3 separate regions of the Homo sapiens genome follow, and regions 1 and 3 are each linked to region 2. Evidence: chromatin loops called from intact Hi-C (ENCODE). Cell type or tissue: heart left ventricle. All regions are shown on one strand.

Evidence for each region. A loop is a pair of places that touch in the nucleus more often than their neighbours do. Peaks named below come from ENCODE experiments on the same cell type or tissue, not always from the same donor. Only the 100,000 strongest peaks of a DNase experiment are listed, where the experiment ranks them.
Region 1: it touches region 2 in a loop (3-fold over the local background); 40 of 110 quality-filtered maps call a loop at or near these places.
Region 3: it touches region 2 in a loop (4-fold over the local background); 14 of 110 quality-filtered maps call a loop at or near these places.

What each region holds. Positions count from the first base shown.
Region 1 is chr5:168,045,188-168,050,187 of GRCh38, forward strand. TENM2 (teneurin transmembrane protein 2) reads left to right here. Exons shown (of 31, transcript NM_001395460.1): 8 at 2,240-2,362. Among named protein-coding and RNA genes, the nearest start is that of TENM2-AS3, 94 kb to the left of the region's middle. RefSeq lists an enhancer at 2,542-3,299. In heart left ventricle, a CTCF peak has its summit at 2,359 (motif pointing left); a DNase peak (open chromatin) is centred at 2,614; H3K27ac peaks cover 948 bases.
Region 2 is chr5:167,720,901-167,725,900 of GRCh38, forward strand. All of the region lies in intron 4 of TENM2 (teneurin transmembrane protein 2), which reads left to right. Among named protein-coding and RNA genes, the nearest start is that of TENM2-AS4, 63 kb to the left of the region's middle. In heart left ventricle, CTCF peaks have their summits at 2,566 (motif pointing right) and 2,773; a DNase peak (open chromatin) is centred at 2,561.
Region 3 is chr5:167,931,764-167,936,763 of GRCh38, forward strand. The region is part of intron 5 of TENM2 (teneurin transmembrane protein 2); the gene reads left to right. TENM2-AS3 (TENM2 antisense RNA 3) reads right to left here. Exons shown (of 3, transcript XR_941186.3): 3 at 4,618-5,000. Among named protein-coding and RNA genes, the nearest start is that of TENM2-AS3, 19 kb to the right of the region's middle. In heart left ventricle, no CTCF peak of the experiment used is centred here; a DNase peak (open chromatin) is centred at 3,028; H3K4me3 peaks cover 2,500 bases; H3K27ac peaks cover 2,776 bases.

The DNA.
Region 1 (5,000 bases), 320 kb after region 2:
TCTGAGAAGTTACTGGTGTACTCTGACCCTAACCCTTTCCACCTCATCTGTAGTTTTCTTATTTTCAGGATACTTTTAAAAAATAAAAATAAAAAGATGCCATGGAACCCAAAACAAAGAAAAAGGTGGGAAGGGGAGGCAAGAGGGAAGGCATCCTTGGAAACAGAGGAAACACAGTTGCAGGGATGTCTCTTCCTGTTCAGTAACATTAGGGGATTGTTTGCTTCCTTTTCTCCCAAAGCTGATGGTTGCAATATGTTCTGCACCTTACAGTGGCAAGATTGAGTGCTATAAGAGCAGAGCAGTTTTGACAAGAGTTTGAGATGGGATGTTGGGGAGGTTGTCATCTTTGCCTGATGGGACCCACCACTCCTTCCATAGACGTGAAATCAAAGCTTTGTTAGGCCTGGGTTCCAGCGGCACCTGCAGTACCTGCCAGTGTCTGTCTTAAGACCCTCCTTGAAAGAACCGCACCTCCAGTGCAGCTGCAGCTGGCCCAAGGCGAGCTTCAATAACCCAATAGTATCATTTTTTTAAAAAATTATTTTAAAATAGCTAATTCCTTGGCTCCCTTCACCTGGTAATTACAAATCAGAAGCTATCGTTATCTTGAAGCCACCATGATTAGTTCTCATTTCCTGACCTCTGTATAGTGAAAATATGTCATTATTTGAGGCAATGGAATCTGGTCTCTTCAAGTGAGTGACCTACATATAACGGACAAACTGCAGGAGAAAATTAGGTGTTACCTTGATGGAAAGTGTACAGTAAATGTCACTTACTCTTATTACTATTTATCATCTCAAGAAGTTGTAACAGTGGGCCTTTCACTTTAGAGGAAAGAAAACATGGTTCTAAGATGGAGAAGAGTGTAAGTGAAAAGCAGACACACCCACACACACACGGACACCTTGCCACCTTCATCTGTGGCCATCAATCTGAGCTGTATTGTTTGAAGATAGGTTTTTAACCTTAATAGAATGCAGTCTGACTTTACGTGGTGGTAGGCATGCAGAATTAATTGCTGTGTGAACAATTTCCTAAGCATTGTTAATTGTGTTCCCTGCAGATAATTGTTTCTCCCATCCCCACATCAGACTCCAAACGTCTCCCTGTCAACAGCCCTTTCTCTCCTGCGGTGGTAGGAATGTAGCAACAGTGTCAACCTGTGTCCAGTGGAAATGCCAGACATCGTTTGGATGAGAGACATGCAGGGGAATAAATTCCTTACTTATTCTCAAAGGAAGCATCTCTTAGATAAGGGCTTTGAAAGAATACAGGTGTTTAGGGTTTGCTTTTCATTCCACTCAGTAGAAAAAACTCACCAAGAACCATCAGGGATAGGGTTGTGTTAAGTTTGCTAAACTCATGGTGGGGAGTTGACACAGGCAGGATGACAAGGAAGACCAGAAGTTTGTTTGGAGGCCTGGGGTGCCCATGGGAGTCAAGACTTCTTCAGACGTGCTCAGTTCCTTAGCAAAGAACAGGCAGTATTTCAGAACTCTGTTTCATTCCATACTCTGCTAAAGTGAGAGCGACAGAGACAGAAAGAATAGTAATGTTTTCAGAAAAGGACCCCATTCCACCATCAACCCCCCAAGCTTTTTCTACAATGTGCTGAAAGGTATCCACTCATCATGAAGAGGAGTGGAAAGGAAAAATATTCTAAAAGTTTGAAATAGTTAGGGAGGTGGGCCAGTACCACTATAGATGCTGCTGGCTGCACTGATAGTTCAGAGCAGGTACCAGCAAACAGGTACCAGCAAACAGGTACTATTCGGGTAGCCTCCTTTGAAGCTGATTTACTTGTGAGTGTATAGTTTGGGGAAACAATCCTTGTCAATGCCCCTAGACTAACAGTCTAAAAGCAACTGTGTCCAGAGTGTAGAAAAGGATGGATGTGGTAGAGCAGCACTCTTTACAGTGATTCGAAAGGGCCATTTTCCCCTCCATGGTGGCACCGTTTGGAAGATCTGGGCTGTGTTTTCTCCTCCCTCCTCCGCTCACTGTAAGGGATCCTCTCCCCCTGAGACTGTGAGCAGCAGCGCCAGAAGGGGAGACCTAACCACCCAGGTCTCTGCTTTCTGTATTTAGCTAATCCCTGTGGCCTGGGGCAAGCCATTTTTGACGCAGCTTCCTCAAAAGGCAATCGCTTGGAAAAGGGCACCTGGCCCTCCCCCTTGACATTTGCATTGCTGAATTATCTATTCATATTTTCATTACTTTGTCTCTCCTGCAGCAATGCATCTGCTCGGACTCAATTGGCAACTCCAGCCTGCAGATGGGCACACCTTTAACAATGGGATAAGGACCGGCTTACCAGGAAACGATGATGTGGCAACAATGCCATCTGGAGGCAAAGGTGAGGTTACAGCTGCTGCTTGCCCTCTTGAGGTCACAGGAAAATTCTGAGCTCTCGCCAGCTGGTTCAGGTTTTCTAATCCAAATCTTGGAAGGTATGCCAAAAGAAAAAGAAACGGGGGGAAAAATCATTGCCTTTCATAGGTGCCCCCATTAAAAGCTGTTTGCTGTTCCTGTCTGTTAGCTGTGTTTGGCTGGATCACTCAGAGCTGGCACAGTGCCTGCTCAGAGCAATGTGCATACCTATGCTATCTGCAGCAACTGGCATGGTCCAGAGCTACTTGAAAGCATCCCAGGGCCTGTGCAGAAACAGCAGCCACAGCAGCAGCTGGAGTGGCAGCAGCAGCAGCAGCAGCAGCAGGAGAAAGTCCTGCCTAATCAGAAGGCAGAGAGCAGCAGGCAGCACATGCCATCAGACTGGGTCCCTCTCCCAGGAGACATGCAGCCTCCCTGGGGAGGAAGCTGCCTGGCTTGGCATGAAAGAGAAAGGCTCAGAGCTGCTGTGCTTTGGGGGAGAATAGAAAGGAGTTTTGACAACTCGGCAACAAAGCTTCTCTTCTCAGAACAGTGAAGGGGACAATAGAAATGTTTATTGAAGCAATCAGGCAACTGTATCCTTGAAGGGAAAAAAAAAGGTGCTAACAAGGTGCTAAGAAGGAGGAGAGAAAACAGAACCATAGGGTGGGGGTGGGGGAGACTGGAGCAATTAAGACAGAGCAGCCAATGGAATGGTTAGCCAGGCTGGCACGCAGTGAGATATGCTTAATTCGGGATGGAAATCGCAAGGGAGAGATTGTATTAAAGGATTTCTCCAACATGCAAATTTCCATTCTGCCTTTTAGCATCTATAGCCACTTCACCCCCACATTTCGGAAACACCCTACAGGGATATTTCAAAGAAGGGAAAGGAAGCAGCATTTATTAGGCACCTATTGCATGCCAGGCTTAGCATTGTATAACTTTAACAACTTTAAAGGAAGGAAAAATCTCTCTGAGAAACTCAGGACCAGAAGGTATAGAAACTTACTCAAATAGGTACAAATTTGGACTCAGAGTTGTGCCCTGTGCATCTTTGGGCAGGAGGTTGGAGCTTTCCTTCAAGCAGTCATTTTCCACAAAGAAGATTCCAGAATTCATCTGCCCCCAGAGGTGCACATTAGTCATCCTGAGATGCTAATGCTGCTTCAATTATCCTCCCCAGAGCTGTCCTAATGCTTTGAGGATGACTTTTTTGTCTTTTTATCCAGTCTTTAAGAATCGCTGTACTCATCTGTCATAATCATAACACTAAATTACCTTTAAGTAAGCATGAAAAAGTTTTATCTGAGGATGAAATTATATGCTTTCCATAATCGGGTAAGTTAAACTAGACCTAAAACTGAAAAGTATATTTTGCCTTAACTGACCATGTTCTGCCTTAACTGACCAAAAAGCCCAGAGCCAAATGTATTGACCTCAGATTTGAAACCTGGTCACCTCCAGTACTTGACACTGTCTGCTCCTTCAGTTTTATCTAGGGCAATGGTTCTTAGTCATAGCATTTTTGCACCCCTAGAGGACATTTGGCAATGTCTAAAGACTATTTTGATTGTCACAGTTGGAAGGGGCATGGCAGGCATCTAGTGGATAGGGGTCAGAGATGCTGTTAAACAACCTATAATACACAGGACAGCCCCCTGTGATGAAGAATTATCTCCTTTCAAGATGACAATAGTGCTGCCCTTGGAAACTCCACTTTATGGGGTCTCCGTCACGTTTTATCCATAAATGTCCTTTAATCTACAAGTCAGCACCTCATCCCTTCAGAAGAATGCATAACACACATGTGAAATGAATATGCATATTCTATCATTGGGCACAGAGAAATTGTTTATATGTGTATACATTCTGAAATTATATGCCAATGCTTTTCGAGTAGTGTCCTTCATAAATGGGAATTAGTGATCTCTACTGGCCTCCGTAAATTAAGGTCAAGATCAAGCACTCCTCCCATTTGTGATAAGCCTCTATTTCTACCTCTGCTCCCCACCAGCTTTTGCATCCCACACCCATAGAACAAATCTTAAGAGTACAAGAGTATGCGTCTCTAAATTAACAAATGAAGAAACACTTTCCATTGTGTCTTTGGAAAGACCAGAATTTTTCCCCTCCTGTGCAACATGCTTTTGAAAATGTTGTTGTAGAAGTCATATAACATTACTAGTTCAGATATTTTCCAAATAAGTTATGTGACAGACAAAATGTTATTTTGTTTTTTTGTTTTGTTTTGTTTGAGACAGAGTCTCACTCTGTCACCTAGGCTGGAGTGCAGTGATGCAATCTCGGCTCACTGCAACCTCCACCTCCCCGGTTCAAGCAATTCTCCTGCCTCAGCCTCCAGAGTGGCTGGGACTACAGGCATGTGCCACCACGCCTGGCTAATTTTTTGTATTTTAGTGGAGACGGAGTTTCACCATGTTGCCCAGGCTGGTTGCAAACTCCTGAGCTCAGGCAATCCTCCCATCTCGGCCCCCCAAAGTGCTGGGATTACAGGCATGAGCCACTGTGCCCAGCAGAGACAGACAAAATGTTTGCCAAATCATTGTCCAGTGAATTTTGTCAATAGAATACTCAAGAAAAAAGTGTGAGAATTTAAAATT
Region 2 (5,000 bases):
AATGAACTCTATGCAGAAGACGAAGTTGGGTGGGTGTTGTGCTGGAATGAAAGCTGCAGTCGTCTTTGCAGATGCCAGTGTACTGGGAAATAGGCATGTGTATTTAGCATAATAAAGTCCTGCATTCTCATTGCCCAATCACTTAATTTTCTAAAAGAAAACTTATATCCTATCTCTCTTTTGATCCTACTTACTACAATATTAAGGGATTTAACAGCCTTAAGACCTTTTGTCCTTCAATCATTCATTAGTTTGATGTTATACCTAATCCCCATTTCCATTTGCAGAGAAGTCAGTGAATAGAATCAGCTACCATTATTAAACAGGTTTTAAAAAACGTACCACATCACTTGAAAAAAAAAATGATGAGGATTTTTTGGAGTGGTTTAATTTTGTATCTAATGCAACTAAAAACCTTACATATTCTTTTTTTCTATTGCTGTCATAACAGATTACCACCAACAGACGCTTAAGCGAACACACATTGATTATCCTACGGTTCTATAGGTAAAAGATCCGACTGGATTTCCACTGGGCTAAAATCAAGGTGTTAGTTGGGTTTCGTCTCTTTCTGGAGCACATAGCAAAGATTCTTTCTTCGCTTGGATTCCTGCTTCAAGAGGCTGTTTCCATTCCTTGGTTCATGGCCCCTTCCTTCATCTTCAAAGCCAGAAGTGTAGCCTCTCTTTGAGCCTGCTTTAGTTGTCACATTTCCCTCTGACCACAGCCAGGAAAATTTCCCCACTTAGAAGGACATGTGGATGAGTTCAAACTCACTTGGATAATCCAAAATATTCTCCCCACCTCAGGGCTCTTAACCTTAATCACATCTGGAAAGTCCCTTTTGCTATGTAAAGTAACATATTCCCAAGTCCTAGGCATTAGGACATAGACATTGTTGGGAATTCATGATTCTGCCCACCGTGCTTTATTTCCTTCCATTTCCAATGCGATTTGACAGAAATTCCAAATGATTCCCCCCAAAATCAGAAAAACCTATTTCAAAGTGTTTTATAACACATTAGCTGTTACTTCTTTAGCTTTGAAGTGAAATTAACCCAGACGTGAAATCCTCAGCTCTGTTTCCTTCCCACTCATGCTGTAGAAATAAACCTCCCAAAGATGCTGAGTAGGCTCTGTCCCAGGGCCAATGATGGCTGGTGGAGGTTGGTGGGACATCTCCCCTCTCCACTTCCAGCTATAAATCCCCATGTGTCACCCAAAGCCTGCATGGCTCACTTAGAGAAGCTCAACTGAGTGACTTCTGCCTCCCCTCAGGCACTGACTCCTACAAGCAGACAATTACTGGTGTCAGCAAGCATGTGCCTGTGGCTCGCTGCATGATTAGCCGTTAATATTTGGTTTTGAACTCCATCAGAGATAAGCTGTTCTTGCAGCATATCAAACCAGGCAATCTAATGCAAAGGATGCTATGGTCAGAATAAAGAGTTGCTCATTTTCCAAGAGATAAGTAGGTAGATAGATTGATAGATAGATAAATAGATAGATGGATACATAGATATAGGTAGAGATACAGCTATAGATTTAGATACAGATACAGATATAGATATATAGAAATAGAGATTTTTTAATAGACTAGTTTTTAGAATTCACGGATTCTTGTTGAGGGTGAAAAAGAAAAAGGGATACAGATCATGACGTCAGGAGATCGAGACCATCCTGGCCAACATGGTGAAACCCCATCTCTACTAAAAATACAAAAATTAGCTGGGCGTGGAGGTGCACGCCTGTAGTCCCAGCTACTAGGCAGGCAGCTGAGGCAGGATAATTGCTTGAACCCGGGACAAGGAGACTGCAGTGAGCCGAGATTGCGCCACTGCACTCCAGCCTGGCCATAGAGTGAGACTCTGTCTCAAAAAACAAAACAAAACAAAACAAACAAAAAAAAACAACTTTTGAGCTAAGTTCTCAAATATGTTTCTACTTCAATTTTAGGTCTCTTTCTCCTAAATATCAGAAAATGTCTTTGTCCAATATGAGTAGTCACGGAGAAATGAGGCAGTTTATTGGTAGTGAGAGTGTGATGAGGCAACCAACTACAAAAACCCTCTTTGGAGCTAGAATGATAGTGTTAGATTTCTATATCCCTCAAGGACTTTAACATTATAACCACTATGTCTGTCATTAAATACACCTGAGGTTGTGTATTCAGTGATTATAACCCTATTGGCATGCTTTTAAAAAAATTAAGGCTATTTTTTAGTCTGTGCCTGAAAACCACATTTTTAGGTCCCACTGTTGGCTAAGGAAAGAGTTAGGAGTTCATTCTTTGCCCAAGGTGCTGGGCTTATTTTATTAAAACATCCTTGCATGGTGACTTTCCTTATATTCAAAGTTCATTCCAGACGCCCAGCCTGATTTGGCCCCTGAGTCCTCATCTAGTGCCACTCTCTCCCTTGCTCACTCTTGTGCAGTCATGTTGGGCTTTTTCTGTTTCTGGAATGTACCGAATTCTCCAGTCTCCCCACCCTTGCACTTGAGGCTAGGTCTTTTCCCGGCTCCTCCTTCATTCATAAGTGCATTCTCAGCAAAACCGCCAGAGGGCGCCTGACACGTGAGCTCTGATCTGTCTTCAATGGCCTCCCATTTCACTCGAGATACAAGCCAAGGCTCTTATATCTAGCAGGAAGGCTGTCCACCATTTGAACTCAGTTTCTTCTCTGACCTCCTCTTCTGCCTACTTTCTTTTGGTTGCACCCCTGGACTTCGCTGTGTGCCTCAAATATGCTGGATATGCTCCCACCTCAAGACCTCTGCTGCTGCTGTTCCCTGTCCTAATAGTCTTCCTCTTAGTGTACACAAGGCTCCCTCCCTCTCTTCCTGCATCCTACTGCAGTTTCAGGTTCTAGACCAAGCATGTAGTAGGTGCTCAAGTAAATATCTATTGAATGAATGAACGAAAGCAGGCATTACTGTTCATGGAGCCCTTTCTGACAACCCTTTATTTAGCAAAATGGGATTTGCACTCTGCTAAGGAACGTGAATCTAATGTAAAAGATGGTGTCCCAGAAGGCTGTGAACTTTAGTGTTCAGACACACTGAGGTATAAATATATGAGTTCCACAGCCCTTCTGACTTTCTGTGCAGCTGACAGTACCTGTTTGATGAGAATTAAGTTTCCTGGGTACTCTGTAATTTAACCAGGACAATTGTTGCAGTGAGACCAGAGATTGTTTCTTTTGCTTTTGCCCATTCTTGTCTTATATATCTCATTGCATCTTATATCAGTACAATATTGGTAAATACTAGCACAAATAGCAAACTTTCTATGTAGTACACCCGTTAGGCCTCAGTGTGACTTGCCTTCCTCTCCAACAGCAGCCTTGTAAATGGTTTTGGAAAAGACAATCTGTGGATAAATTACTAGTTTTTTTTTTTTTTCCCATGTACTTACTGTGTGACTTTGGGCAAGTTTCTTAATGTCTCTGAATCTCTTCATGTATAAAACAGGGTTTTAAAAAATTCTACTTCATGAAGTCCTCATGTATTCATTTAATAAATATTTCATTGAGCACTTACTATGGTTGAGGCATTATTTAGGTGCTAGGGAAAGAGGGATGTACAGGACAAATAAGATGCCCAACTTTCATTCTATTGGGTGGAGGGAAGGAGGGAAGACAGTAGAGTAGGAAGGAGATGACGAATTCAGTAAGGTATTTTTCATGAGTGATGAGTGTTATCAAAGAAATAGGCCCAGGGAAATGAAATAGAAAGGGAAGAGATAGGAACACCACTTCAGGTTGAGTTATCAGAGAAGACTTCATTTCTTTGTGGCTGAGATCTAAATGCTGAGAAGAAACCAAACACACAAAGATCCTAGGGTATAATGTTCCAGGCAAGGGTAAAAGTAAAGTTCAAAGACCCTGAGACGGACAGTAGCTTGATGGTTTGGGGAACAGAAGGAAGACTGTCGAGCCCGCAGTCGTAGTGAGAGTGGTATTAAGGGAGCTCAGAGACATAAGCACAGGCTGGATTACGGCAGGTAAGCTCTGCAAAAAGTTTCTGGCAGAAATCATCTTACCACTCTTCCTGGCACCTCATAATTATCTAATAAATTTAAATGTCCTTTCTTTTCCAAATTTCAATTTTCTAATTAGAAGAAGGATTATATTTATTCTCCATTAAAATAAAGGGTATGAGCAAAGTTATGTTCAAATAGTTTGGTATGCTTGTGCTAATTTACATTTGTCACCAATCATGATTTTAATTAAATACATGGGAAATGGATTCTTATTAAAATTCAATAAATTTTTTTTTTACCCCAAATGTGGTCAAGTGTTTTCCCCTGGATTTATGTAAGCATAACTCCTATGATATGGTGTAAAATGAATCACACTTTTTTTTTAAAGATGCTTTTGTTTGAGTATCTTCAAGAAAAATCTGTTGTGAGAAAGATCCTAAACATATGTATGTATAGATGCATATCTTTGAAAGCCTATGTGAATACCAAGGGAATCTGAACTTTTTCTTTGGAGATGTTTACATAATAAATCTATTTTCATCAATCTGGCATATTTTTCTCCTAGCACTGACTTACTGAATGCCGCTGACCACGTGCTGCCTCTCATGCTAAATGCTTACTTAATTCATCACCAAATTCTGTAGACTGTACAGGCTAAACACCTCTAATGCATTTACTTATTTTCATCCTCACTGTCCATCACACTCCCTCCCTCCCTGTTTCTGCAACAGCTTCCCAATTGGATCTTTTTAAATGCAAATTGGATCCTGTGTTCTTTACTTTAAAATATTTGTATGGCTCGCCAGTGCCCTGAGTGGTTTAGGGGTTCTTAGCTTTTATCCCTTATTTACTTTTCTAAGTGCATCTGTTACCACTTCCTACAGGTCAGGGTCACGCTTAAGCTCCTCCCATCCTCAAAGAAGCCTTACTCTCTCGCTTTGCCTTGTCCCTTTTGCCTGAAATCCCCTTCCTCTACTCTACTTTAGCCCCTCCACCATTACCAGACTAATCTCTACTC
Region 3 (5,000 bases), 210 kb after region 2:
AACTTTGGTTTTGATGGGATTTGGAAGGAAGATCTTGAGCCCTTATGCCTTTTCCCTTATCGCAGATTAATAGCTGTTTTGAAGCTGTGTCTACTTCTGCCGTTGCAGAGATGAAATCTGCATCCCCTCACTTTCTTGTGTAGGGCACTAGCTACAGTGTTCTTAGTTCAACCTCTATGAGTGTTCTAAAGATAGCAGTGTGACATTTCTGTTTCAATAAAGCCCAAATAGTAGGCGAGATATAAAACACCAGAGAAGAAAAAAGATATGTTTGCTGATTTCACCGAGGTCCGTATTGAGCTGCCTAGGTGAACAGTTGTAAGTCGGGAGTCTGACTGCAGGTGCAGGAGGGGGAGAGAGTGTTAACTTCTGTGAGGCATCATCTGTTGGCTGCTTAGCAGCACACATCTTGCTGCAATTCCATCGTGAAGGTCTCAGTCCCCTACAGACTAATGGTGAGTGGATGTAACATGGGACCTGCGAAAGGAAAGGTGGTTGTTTCTTGTTCTGTGGCTTTTCTCCTCAGTTGTGTCTTCAATGAGCTAAAGTGAATGTGCTGATTTACAGTCTGTATTTGCTCATGGTAGCTGTCTCATTATTAATTATTCAGGGTCTTCTTCCATCTTACACACATGTGTATGTGTGTTCATATGTATATGTATGTTTGAATGAATGAATGATGAAATAAACAGGCATAATTAGTAGGGTCGAATCGTTGTCCATGGTCAACACTAATTGACCCTACCAGTTATGCCTGTTTGTTTCATCTTTCATTCATTCAAACATACATATAATATACAATAAACATACATACATATGTGTGTAAGACTGAAGGAGACCCTGTTGAATTAATAATGAGACAGTGCCTGTACCTCTTCCTCCAGGAAGCCTTCCCTCATCCGCTAAGCCAAGAATCAGCAATTTTTTTTTCCTATGAAGATCCAGATAGAAAATATTTCAGGCTTCATTTTGTGAGCTGCACGCAGTCTCTATCACATATTCTTCTTTTTCACAATCCTTCAAAAATGTATAAAACATTCTTAGCTCGGCGGCTGAATGTGGTCCGTGGCCATCGTTTGCCCGTTTGCCAACCCCAAAACCAAACCAAGTGTCTCCTGTCTTCCCCACCAACCATAGCAGCCTACATGTTGTATTGAAAAGAGCTAAACTCTAGACTCCTGGAAAGGGGGTTCACATCTTTGCAGCCCCAGCCTAAGCAGTGGCAAGAATTCATTTTTCAAATATAAGGTGATCTCCACCTTCCAATTTTATATTCCACCTGGGAAAACAAGGTCATGTGCAAAAACCAGCGAAGTGACAATTCAGAGCACGGTCAGTGTTCTTGACAGGCCCTTGACAACTTTGACTTTCTGGGCGATAACCCCAAGTAAAGAAATTAGTTTCAAAAACTGCCCTGTAAGCTCTCAAAATGGCTTTTAGAAGGCATTTGCTCTATACTTTGTTAGGCCTTCAGCTAGGTGTTTGTTTGTTCTTTGTTAACACATGACTTTTAAAAATTAAATGTTTTTTTAAACAAAAACTTCAGAGATGAACAGCAAAAATGGTAAGGAGTGTGTGATGTTGTGAGCAGCAGGCCTAGAAACAGCCCAAAGATTGACAGCGTGACCTCAAGGATGGAGACAAAATAAATCAAAAGGAAATACACAGCTATATGACTGCATAGTACAATATGTTTTCTCTTAATAGGTTTTCAGTCATCAATTAAATGTTGAATTATGCTCATTATGCTCTCTTTAAAAATGCAGCCAAATTTAGCTTCCAATTTGGAATTATTATATCCACACAGCATGGTTAAAATAAAAATATCGAGCGTTTGCAGACAGTGAGTTGGGTTTGTCTGGGAAGTTCACGCATTTCGACTAATTCATTTATGAATAAATTGTGAAAAAAAAAAAGGCACATTCATGACCCAGGACCAACTAGAGTGAGGAGCCAGGGATGGGATGGCCTGGGCTGACAATGACTTCCTACCTGAGGCAAGGTACTTAAGCTCTCTAAACCTCAGCCTCCTGATGTGTATAATGGGTATCTCCTTCCACCCCGGTATGGTCACTGTGATGATTAAATACCATTACCTATGTAAAGTTCTTAAAACAAAAGCTGGCAGGTGGTAAAAGTGCTAACAAAAAATTAGCAATTGTTATTATTATCATTATCATCAATATTGTTAATGAATAAGTGTGAAAATGAATTTGACACACACAGTGTGCCAAAGGAGATGACAGAAAAGTGTAAATATGAATATGGCGAAGACATCTAGGATTGCACCTTATAGGAGGTGGTACTTGATCTGGAATTATCAAACCAATTTTAGAAATCAAGTTAAACTGGGACTGATTCCCCCAGAACACATATTATCATGGACAGCTTTCTTTGGTTAGGTTGAGAAAGACTGTTTTGTAGAAGAGTAAAACCTGCCCACATAATATTACATCAGATCCTATTATAAACTTTCAAATGTTTTGAATTTCCAGCACCATATCACATTAATTGTTTTATCCCTAAACTATCAGAGAAAGCAGCATCGTAACAGGGTGGAACAAATGCATTTAACTCAGAAAATAAGACATCCCTCCTCCTAGAAGGGGAAAGATTCCAATTTCCTTTCCCAACATTTTCTTTAAAATTGTTTTGGCTTCAGACCATACCTCATCTTATAGCCAAAATGTAACCTGGTAGGAGTGTAGACATCCCCATTTGTCGTCACCTTTAAAAGCAAGTACTTGAAAGGGTCTGTTTTCCTCTGGAAAACAAGTACCGATGTCAAGCCTAGCCACTGATGTAACACGATGAAAGCTGCTTCAGAGGAAGAAATTGGAACGAGGGAGTTTGGCTGGAGCAATGAGACATGTCGAGAGCCTTTGGGTATTAACCAGACTGGCAGTGTGATCCCTGGGAGGGAAGACAAAGATAGCACTCGCCTGTCTGACTCAGGGCATACCAATATCGCTCGAACCTTCCCGTCTTCCCACAAGGAAACTCGGCTCCAGCCCATTCAGGGCAGCCTTCCAGGGCCTGGCATGTGTGTGCTCAGCATCACGGGCAGCTAGCAAAGACCAGTGCAACGGAGGAGGCTTAGCTTAGTACGCGTTCGGCAGGACGGGTGTGCAGGCTGCACTGCCCTTGAGTCGTCCAGGTAGGCAGAAGGATGGCTTTTATTGACTTTCTGAGACTGGAAGCAAAGAAAGGGGGTGGGAAAGAAAACAGTAGGTGTCATTTTAGTTGTGCCCTCATGAGTGCGAGCGGGAAAGGTCAGAACACCTCAGGGGATGAGGACAGAGCCAGGGCAAGAGTGTTCCCCAGAAAGCTAGACAGCAATGGGACAAGGTACTGCTCTACAAACCGAGAGAGAAACAGAGGCGTGAAAAGAGCCGTTAGTGCAATGGAGTGTCGTGAATTATCTGTCAGTGCCGATGGCACTCTTGTTAGGATTCTCACACTTCTCACATGTTGTCCTGGTCTACTTCCTGGGACAAGCTTTTGTGAGCCAAAGACCCTATTGTGAGCCTAGGCAGTGCCATTTTTCTGTACATCCCTCTCTTTTCTGTGAGTTCCCAGCCCCATCATTTAGGAACCCCCTGGAATCTGATGGACAGGACTGATGTGGGTCACAGGTGCCAAAACTGAACAGACAGCTATGTTAATTACACCACACCTGTTTCCCCAGGTTAAGCCGTTGCTATTGGAAACTGTGATCTAATGAACCGTTATTGCAACTCCCCTTCAGTCATGTAACAGACCTTGGACTTGGAGCTCAGTCCCTTGTGCAAAAGGATAAGGAGAGTAATGAACGAGAGTGGCGGGTGGGAAAATAGCATCTGTACATGGTTCCTGGAGGTGGTGAAGGAGAGAAGTTGGTTCCACCTGCAGGGGAAGAGAGTGGTCCAGGAAGGTACTCCAGGATGATCTGAGAACTAAAAGATGAGAAAGCCTCTGCTAGCTGCTGGCATTCATGACACAGGGACTAGAACAGACCAAGTCATTTTAGATGTCTCCGTAAGTTGCCAGCACTGTATTTGGCATCCCCTCCATTCCTAAAGGTGTTTTTCCAATAAATCCATGGCAACATGCAGAGCTGTGCCATCGCATTAAACAAAACAGGTATGATTTTTTTTTTCGATTTCCCCAGCTCATGTTCTGTATCTCTACCCAATATGTTGCCGAGCTGTGAGCACCCTTAGGCTTCCATCTAAATAATTTTTAAACTTTTTATTTCTTTTACCACTTTGCACTTTTTGTTCCCAGAATGAACCCCTTCTACTATTGGAAATTTCCTAAGACAAACAAGTTTCTCTTCCTGGGTAGCAATTTCCATTGATGAAAAACCGCCTTGTATGCAGTCAGGAAGTAGAGCAGGTTGGGAAGGTCTGTAATTTGTTTCCCATCAACTAATAATCTTATTGTGATGAGTAATGTAGTCCTGTTAATGTCTCAACAAGGTTATGGATTGTGCTGAGTGTCAGTAGAGAAGCCGACAGCTTTGTACAGTGAAACCATTCATTCTCCTTTCTACACAGTATAGTTTCTTAAACAGCTTGCAATAGATCACATGAGCTTTAGCAAACAATATTTAAATGAATGTAAATACAAAAACGATTAACGATATGCCAATAGGACTTTTACTGAGAGGTTGATTCCGTTTTTGTGTTTTCCAGTGTGCTTTTATTTTTAAGGACATGACAAATATTTTGGAAACAGATTTACCAAGTTTTCAGGCTGCCTTTCTCCCTTGTTACAGAGTAGCCTCAGTGTCTCTGCCTGAAATGGCTCCTACCGTTAAGCAAGTCTTTCCCCCATCCATTGAAGCAAGTCTATCCTATTCTTAGCATTCAGCGTGATGTTTAATTTTATTGTGGTATTATATTTTTAAAGTTAACATACAGTAAAATTGGCTTCACTGTGTACAGTTCTGTAGATTTTAACACAAATACAGGTTTCTGGAACTGTCACAACTGCAGGAACCCAAGACAACCCTTTTG